3 separate regions of the Mus musculus genome follow, and regions 2 and 3 are each linked to region 1. Evidence: chromatin loops called from intact Hi-C (ENCODE). Cell type or tissue: heart. All regions are shown on one strand.

Region 1 (2,500 bases):
GCACACATAGGCACACACAGGCACACATAGGCACACACAGGCACACATAGGTACACATAGGCACACATAGGCGCACACAGGCACACACAGGCACACACAGGCACACAGAGGCACACATAGGCACACATAGGTACACATAGGCACACACAGGCACACATAGGCACACACAGGCACACATAGGCACACACAGGCACACATAGGTACACATAGGCACACATAGGCGCACACAGGCACACATAGGTACACATAGGCACACATAGGCGCACACAGGCACACATAGGTACACATAGGCACACATAGGCACACACAGGCACACATAGGTACACATAGGCACACACAGGCACACATAGGCACACACAGGCACACATAGGCACACACAGGCACACATAGGCACACACAGGCACACATAGGCACACACAGGCACACATAGGTACACATAGGCACACATAGGCGCACACAGGCACACATAGGTACACATAGGCACACATAGGCGCACACAGGCACACATAGGTACACATAGGCACACATAGGCACACACAGGCACACATAGGTACACATAGGCACACACAGGCACACATAGGCACACACAGGCACACATAGGCACACACAGGCACACATAGGCACACACAGGCACACATAGGCACACACAGGCACACATAGGTACACATAGGCACACATAGGCGCACACAGGCACACATAGGTACACATAGGCACACATAGGCACACACAGGCACACATAGGTACACATAGGCACACATAGGCACACACAGGCACACATAGGTACACATAGGCGCACACAGGCACACATAGGTACACATAGGCACACATAGGCGCACACAGGCACACATAGGTACACATAGGCACACATAGGCACATATTCTGTGTCTCTGTCACAGAGCTGTGACTTCTAAAACCAACTCCACAGAGGTGTTCTCTAACTTCCACATGTGTGAGCGCGATGGCAATGGCAACCATGCACATCCCCCTACAACAGAGAGAGAACACTTAGAATAAGCCAGGTGTGGTGGTACACAACTTTAATAGCAGCTCTTGGAAGACAGAGGTGGGCAGATCTGTGAGTTCCAGACCAATCCGGTCTACATAGTGAGTTCCAGGCCAGCTAGGGAGAGTGAAACTACAACAACAACAACAACAACAACAGGCACTTAGATCAGAACAATGCACAGCTCCCAGCAAATGCTGTCAAAGAACCTACTGTGTGACTGTGTAGCTATCAGGAAAAAAACAGGTCAACTCAGGATGAACGCTCTTCCACATGCTGTGTGACCTCAGGGTAAATCAATTAGCCTCTCAGAGCCACATTTCCTCAGTTGGTGAACAGATACTCTTTAATGTTTAGAAAGCAAAACAACTCATGCATAGCATTTAGCATTAGCCTTAAGTTCTGAGGAACAGAGGCCATGTAGGTCATCACCATTTCTCAGGGCCTCACCTAGGGGCCAGCGCAGCGAGGCACTCAATGAGAACTAATCTCTTCTTCACCCTCTAGCCACAACTAAGATCCGGCAGGTGCTTGCAGACAGTGACATCTTGTGGGAAATCTCAGGAACTGCACCGTGGCAAATCGCTGCTCCTTTTACTGTGGGGTCCTTGGAATACCCAGTCAACATCAAGGAAGCATTCATTCATTCACTGCCTTCTGTGTACAAGGAACTGATCCAAGTCCTGGAATAAAGAAAGCAAGAGAGACTGGATGGCTACACGGGGAGTGAAAAAATTCCCAAGGATTATAACCTTGTCATTACTGCTCAACTTTAAATATATTTTGTGTGTGTGTGTGTGTGTGTGTGTGTGTGTGTACACGTGCATCCGTTCGTGCATTGGCTCTGCCACATGTGCAAGTGCTTTTGCACGCTGGTGTGGGTGTGGAGATCGGAGGAAAACTTGCAGATGTCCTTTCTTCCACCATGGGGGGATTAAACTCAGGTCCTTTGGCTTGGCAGCAAGCCCCTTTGCCCACTGAGCCATCTCACTGGACCAGCCCCAATTCTTTTTTCTTCTTCTTCTTCTTCTTCTTTTTTCTTTTGTTTTGTTTTTCAAGGCAGGGTTTCTCTGTATAGCCCTGGCTGTCCTGGAACTCACTTTGTAGACCAGACTGGCATCGAACTCAGAAATCCCCCTGCCTCTGCCTCCCGAGTGCTGGGATTAAAGGCGTGTGCCACCACTGCCCGACTCCAATTCTTTAACATTCTGTAGGGAGGTTGTCAAGCTGGACAGCGCCTTCTACAGAAGTTTTCAAAGCTCTGGGAGTGATTCTGAGATGACGTCACATGGCAGAGACTCTCAGTTCAGTGCGGGTCAACCCCAGGAAATGAAAGCATTGCTCAGAGTGGTGAGAGGTAACACAGAAGTCCAGAGAGGATAACTCTCTCAGCTGGCGTAGCACAGCATGTCTGTCTGTGGAGAGAGACCTTAAGAAGGGGAATCACATCGTGCTTCTCATTCTGCTACTGATATTGACTGCACTGTGGCATCCTGA
Region 2 (2,500 bases), 91 kb before region 1:
TTCTGTGTTCCTGGAGAACTGAGGCTCCCAGGAAGCCCAGGACCAGACAGTCATGAAGACAAGAGCACAGATCGGTCCTTTCATTTCTTTTGCCCCAGAGCTTTGATGGTTCCCCCCCTTAATTTCTCTTTAATGTCTCAGACTAACTCCTTTTGAAAATCCTGGCCCAGCTCCTCTATGCAAAACGGAAAGAGACAAGGAAAAGATGGGGAAGCGGAGGAAACAGAATCCCTGACACAGCGTGGCAGTCTCCGGTCTGCTTAAAGATCTGCGGTGGCTGTCACTACGTCATCCCACCGAGACAGGATGGTGACTTGGAGTTACTGCTGCTGGCTCATTACCATGTAAGGGGGCTCCTCACTGCATTTCAGCTGCATGGGGGGGTGTGACACAGGATCTTACCTTAAACATTACCAAAATGCATACCAGGTTTACCTGGGACCCCATTGTGTGACCACCTCATAAAGCCCCGGTAAGGCCCCAAATATGACTTAGTGGGGTAGCACCCTAGAACAGTTTTCTTGGCTCCCTGGTTCTAAGTCCCTTAGCACAGTCAGGCCCTCAGCTGTTTCCAAAAGAACTGTAAAAATATCAGCACTGATGACAATGCTGAAGCACGGAGGGGGTGGCAGCCACCTTCTTCACGTAGCCCCTAGATTCTGGAGCTGTCTCTGGATCCCCTACTGCCCCGTGTCACTAAAAAGGACCACAAGAAAGGAAGGGGCCTTTGCCTCAGCCCAAACAACTCAGGAGAAAAGGCTGCGGTTAGATGATGGCGCTGCTTCCTGAATGGACAGGGGAAAACTGCAGCATCCCCCTTCGCAGGTGCCAGACAATGGAATTGTGGCCAGACAGCCATTTGCTAAATCTGGATCAGACAGTCTTCTGTTAACCCTTCCATGTCTAAGCAGGGTTGGGTTATTCTCTGTTTATCCTTCTTCAAGACTACTAGAGCCTGGCTTCACTTTGCAGAGGAAGGGAAGGGTTTTCTTTGATGCTTGGTCTCAGGGATCAGGGTGGTAAGGGGTCAGGAACCACCTGGGCATGTGACAACATCCCTGTCGTTGCACCTTCTGGTTCAACCCAAGGGTGAAGCTGTATTGGTCTTAGGTCAGAAGGAAAGCAGGCACAGGGTAGAGGGAAAACAGACGGCTGGCGTTATGAGAGTAGGCAGCAGGCCATAGGAAGCGATACCATGGCAGAGGCAGGCACCAAGCCAGAAAAAAAGAAATCAGGAATTGTGCCAGATGGCCAAAGGTTTGTGGGTCATAGAGAAATCAGGCCACAGTGAAGGGTGAAATCAGACTTCAGAACACCAACAAACGTCATCTGTGATTTCAAATAAAGGACCTGCACCTTCCATATGAGCCAGGCTGTTCACCGAAGCCGCATCGTGCCCCCTTCTCCCCTGAGAAGTCTCCGGTCCTCTCCCCACCCCGCAACCCCTACACGCCTGGACCCAGCCTCACTTGAGCTGCTGAGTAATGAGCTCCTCGTCGTTGAGGTAACGCAAACGCTCCTCCTCCACCAGGGTGCGCTGCCGCTGCAGCGGGTCCTCCTGCCGCCGCGCCGCCTCCGACACGCGCATGCTCAGCTCCGCCTCGGTGCGCTTCAGCAGCGCGCGCACCGACTCCTGGTTCTGGAGCTGCGGAACGCAAGAATGCTCGCGTGGACCGGGTGGAAGGAGGACGCATGTTGGGAAGGGTGGGCAGAGGGCAGCCCCGCGTAAGCAAAGCTTCACAGAAGACTGGGTTGCTGGGCTATGGGTGTGTGCTGCCCCGAAGGCGTGGCAAGGTAGAGAGAGGAGTTGGGGAGAACCCAATAGGAGATCCCGGCCAGGGATGATAAGGCTCATGGAGGAGGCAAAGTTATACTGGGCTTCACCCAAGGCGACATGGCTGTGAGCAGCGGCGAAGACTGGGACAGCTGGGCAGGGAGATCAAGGTTATATTCTGGAGAAATATAGGGGCAGAAGAACAGGATGAGAATTTCTGTGGCCAAAGAGTAACACTAGATAAGGCCCTGACGACAGTGTGACTGTGGACCTGTGGCCTCAAGAAGCCCTGAGTGGAGACAAGACCTGAGGTGAAGGATTCAAAGTGAGATCTATAGGGTCTGCCGATGTAGTAGGAACTGCAAGACGAGTGCCCCAATTGACGTGGGTGGCCAAGATCTTATCTGTGGCCCAGATGGCAGCTCTCTGCCCTCCGCTCCCAGCTTGTCTCTGCTCATTATCCTCACCTGACAAGCCCTAAGCCCCTCTTGAAGAGCCGGCACGAAGATGCCAGGCTCCTGACAGGTGGAACCATCTGCCAGGCAGGGAGGGACAGCCACTCCAGGCTCAGAAAGGGGGAGCTGAGGAGACTTGGGGAATAAGGTTACAGGATCTGAAGGAACTGGGACCACCGCAAAGGATAGTGCATGGAGGGAGTGGTGGGCACAGCTCAGAAATGAGGAAGGGGACTAGGACTCAATGACGTGTCGGGGCTTGGTGAGGTTT
Region 3 (2,500 bases), 150 kb before region 1:
GATGGGAGTCCCTTTAGGGGATGTGGAGCCGGGATTGGAGAGATTGTCACAACCTGATCCCGTTTCCTTCCTCCTGTCCCCTAGATCCGGGATCTCCCAGGACACTACTATGAAACACTTAAATTCCTTGTGGGCCATCTCAAGACCATTGCTGACCACTCAGAGAAGAACAAGGTGTGTGCTGCTCCCTGTGGAGTCTGGGAGCCTGGGCCGCACCGGGACTGGTGCTTCCTCCGCAGGATCGAGGCCCCGTGAGCCTCTCTCTTCCTAAAGGTTCCCTTTCTGGCAACCCTGGCCAGTAGAGCCACCAGCAGCTAGCCAGCGCTGTTCCCTCGTAGAGCAAGCTCCGGTGTCCTAAGGGACATGGGGAGGCCAAGAGCTCAGTCCTCCATGCAGGGTGGCATTTGTCCTCTGAGCCAGTTCCAGCCCCTGCACTCTGCATCTTCCTAGTCCATGTCTTTGTCTTTTGGTTCTACAGTGGAGAAAAAGAAGTAAATTATAGGGTTTCTCCTTGTTCTAAAATACCCTACAATCTCCAATATGTCTCCCATGCTAGAATCCCCACAGCTATTACTAACCTCGGGCCCCCCTTGATGGGTCTGTGAGGTGAGCATGATCAAGGCTGCCAGGCCTGGACATGAGAGACTTTGAACATCCAGCTTAAATTCTATTCAGCAAACCTCTTTGCCCATGTGAGATGTCTGACCCCACTCTAAGGACATGTCAGAGTTGGGGATGGTGGCCTCAGTGACCCAGAGAGGTCATGTTCAAAGCAATGATCCTGGGATTTTCCCCTCCTCCAACCCAGATGGAACCCCGGAACCTGGCTCTGGTCTTCGGGCCAACATTGGTAAGGACATCTGAAGACAACATGACAGACATGGTGACCCACATGCCGGACCGCTACAAGATCGTGGAGACGTTGATCCAGCATGTAAGTGCCCGTTGCATATTTTTATACCAGATGCCCAGGACCAGACTGTGCTCCTACCAGCCTGTGTGCCCCGGGATGCTTGCAAAAGCACCCGCTGCCAAAGAGGGCACTGCTAGGGCCTGCCTGGCTCACAGCAGTGACAGGCTGCCATCAACACCAACACGAGGAACAAGATTGGAAGAAGAGTCAGGGAGGAGATGCAGGGATAGGGCCATGTGGCTGGAGACGGATGCACAGGCTCCTCAGTAGGGCTGTTGTAGGGGAGGTGGCCTGCAGAACTGGGCACACAGTGTGACTTGGGTGTCAGAGGTCTGTCTGTTCCCCAACAGCCACAGGCCAGGTCAGGAAGCAAGGACCAAGGCCACACCCTCCATGATGCTCTGGTGCCAGCCACTGCTCACCTCCCTTCTGACTCCTAATGAGCCCTGCAAGATTCTTGCTTTTGTCTAGGAAGGATGAAGAAACCATAGTGACCAGCAGAGGGCGATAGAGGCCTCTATCTTCTGAAGCCCACTCAAAAGGCTTCTTCCTGGGCGCTGTTTCTCAACTTGTAGGTTGCCATTCACAGGGATTGCCTAAAACCATCAGAAAACACAGATATTTATGTTACAGCTCACAGCAATAAGGACATTACAGTTATGAAGTAGAACAAACTGTTATGGTCGGGGTCACCTCAGTGTGAGGGACTGTATTAATGGTCACAGCGCTGTGAAGCTTCAGGCTTAGAGGCTCAAGGGTGGGTTTTGTGAATCCCACTTACCTCTGTGACAGCCACACAGCGTGGACCCAGAGTGCCCTACACTGTAGCGAAGAAAAGCTGAGTCTTGTCACCACTTACAGAGGAGGGAAAATAGTGCTGAGGGAGGGGATCACCTGTGCAAGACCACACACCAAGAAATGGCATCTGCAGGAGTTTAGCCAGGTCTGTACACCCAGGGCTGACTTCCCAGCGGGCATCTGCCGGGCCAGGGGATGGAGGCTGTAGTAGGCTTGGGTCATGCTGACTCCGTGGCCTGATCATCCATTCTTTTCACCCCATGTCCGGGATCTGGCTGTATCACGGCCTGCTCTCTACCAGCATGGGGCGGGCCACTTGGATGCTAAGCCTGCTGGCCACACAGGCATCCCTGTGTGACCTGGGAGGGGTTTGGTCTCAAGCACCAGGATCCCTAGAGGTGTCCATGAGGTGAACCGTGGTTGAGAGGGAGGGAGGGAGGGCTTCTGGCTGTATGATTTTTGGAGAAGTTGCTGGAAGCATAAGGCCTGTGGTCAACACAGGAGTTTCTGGAACAGCAGCCTTTGGGAAGAAAGCAGGCCAGTAGCAAGTGGGCTTTCCTAGAGGCAGTGTCTGCCACTCAGTAGGGCAGGGGGCACGTCCGTCTAGATGCATAGCCTAGCGCGTGGGTGGTGAACACGGTGTTTGCTAAGCGGCTGAGTCAGCGGATGAGTGACCTGCTGAGGCCAGGCAGACTGGGCTTTCCTGCAGGGATTCAATTCTGACAAACAGCTGAGCTGGGAAATTTCCATTCTCAGCCTTCCAGGCCTGGGGACATCTTTAACTCTGAG

The links. Peaks named below come from ENCODE experiments on the same cell type or tissue, not always from the same donor. Only the 100,000 strongest peaks of a DNase experiment are listed, where the experiment ranks them.
Region 2: a loop joins it to region 1, with 5 times the contacts of the local background. A loop is called at or near these places in 19 of 42 quality-filtered maps.
Region 3: it touches region 1 in a loop (5-fold over the local background); 29 of 42 quality-filtered maps call a loop at or near these places.

The regions. Positions count from the first base shown.
Region 1 is chr11:97,621,097-97,623,596 of GRCm38, forward strand. 2410003L11Rik (RIKEN cDNA 2410003L11 gene) reads left to right here. Exons shown (of 4, transcript NR_045496.1): 4 at 1,511-1,797. Among named protein-coding and RNA genes, the nearest start is that of Gm38962, 3.8 kb to the left of the region's middle. In heart, no CTCF peak of the experiment used is centred here; a DNase peak (open chromatin) is centred at 1,525; H3K27me3 peaks cover 335 bases.
Region 2 is chr11:97,530,335-97,532,834 of GRCm38, forward strand. It overlaps Srcin1 (SRC kinase signaling inhibitor 1), which reads right to left. Exons shown (of 20, transcript NM_018873.2): 12 at 1,470-1,645. Among named protein-coding and RNA genes, the nearest start is that of 4933428G20Rik, 31 kb to the left of the region's middle. In heart, a CTCF peak has its summit at 1,534; a DNase peak (open chromatin) is centred at 1,587; H3K4me3 peaks cover 725 bases; H3K27ac peaks cover 387 bases; H3K27me3 peaks cover 2,189 bases.
Region 3 is chr11:97,475,240-97,477,739 of GRCm38, forward strand. Arhgap23 (Rho GTPase activating protein 23) reads left to right here. Exons shown (of 19, transcript NM_021493.2): 14 at 85-174; 15 at 809-934. Among named protein-coding and RNA genes, the nearest start is that of 4933428G20Rik, 24 kb to the right of the region's middle. In heart, a CTCF peak has its summit at 1,412 (motif pointing right); no DNase peak of the experiment used is centred here.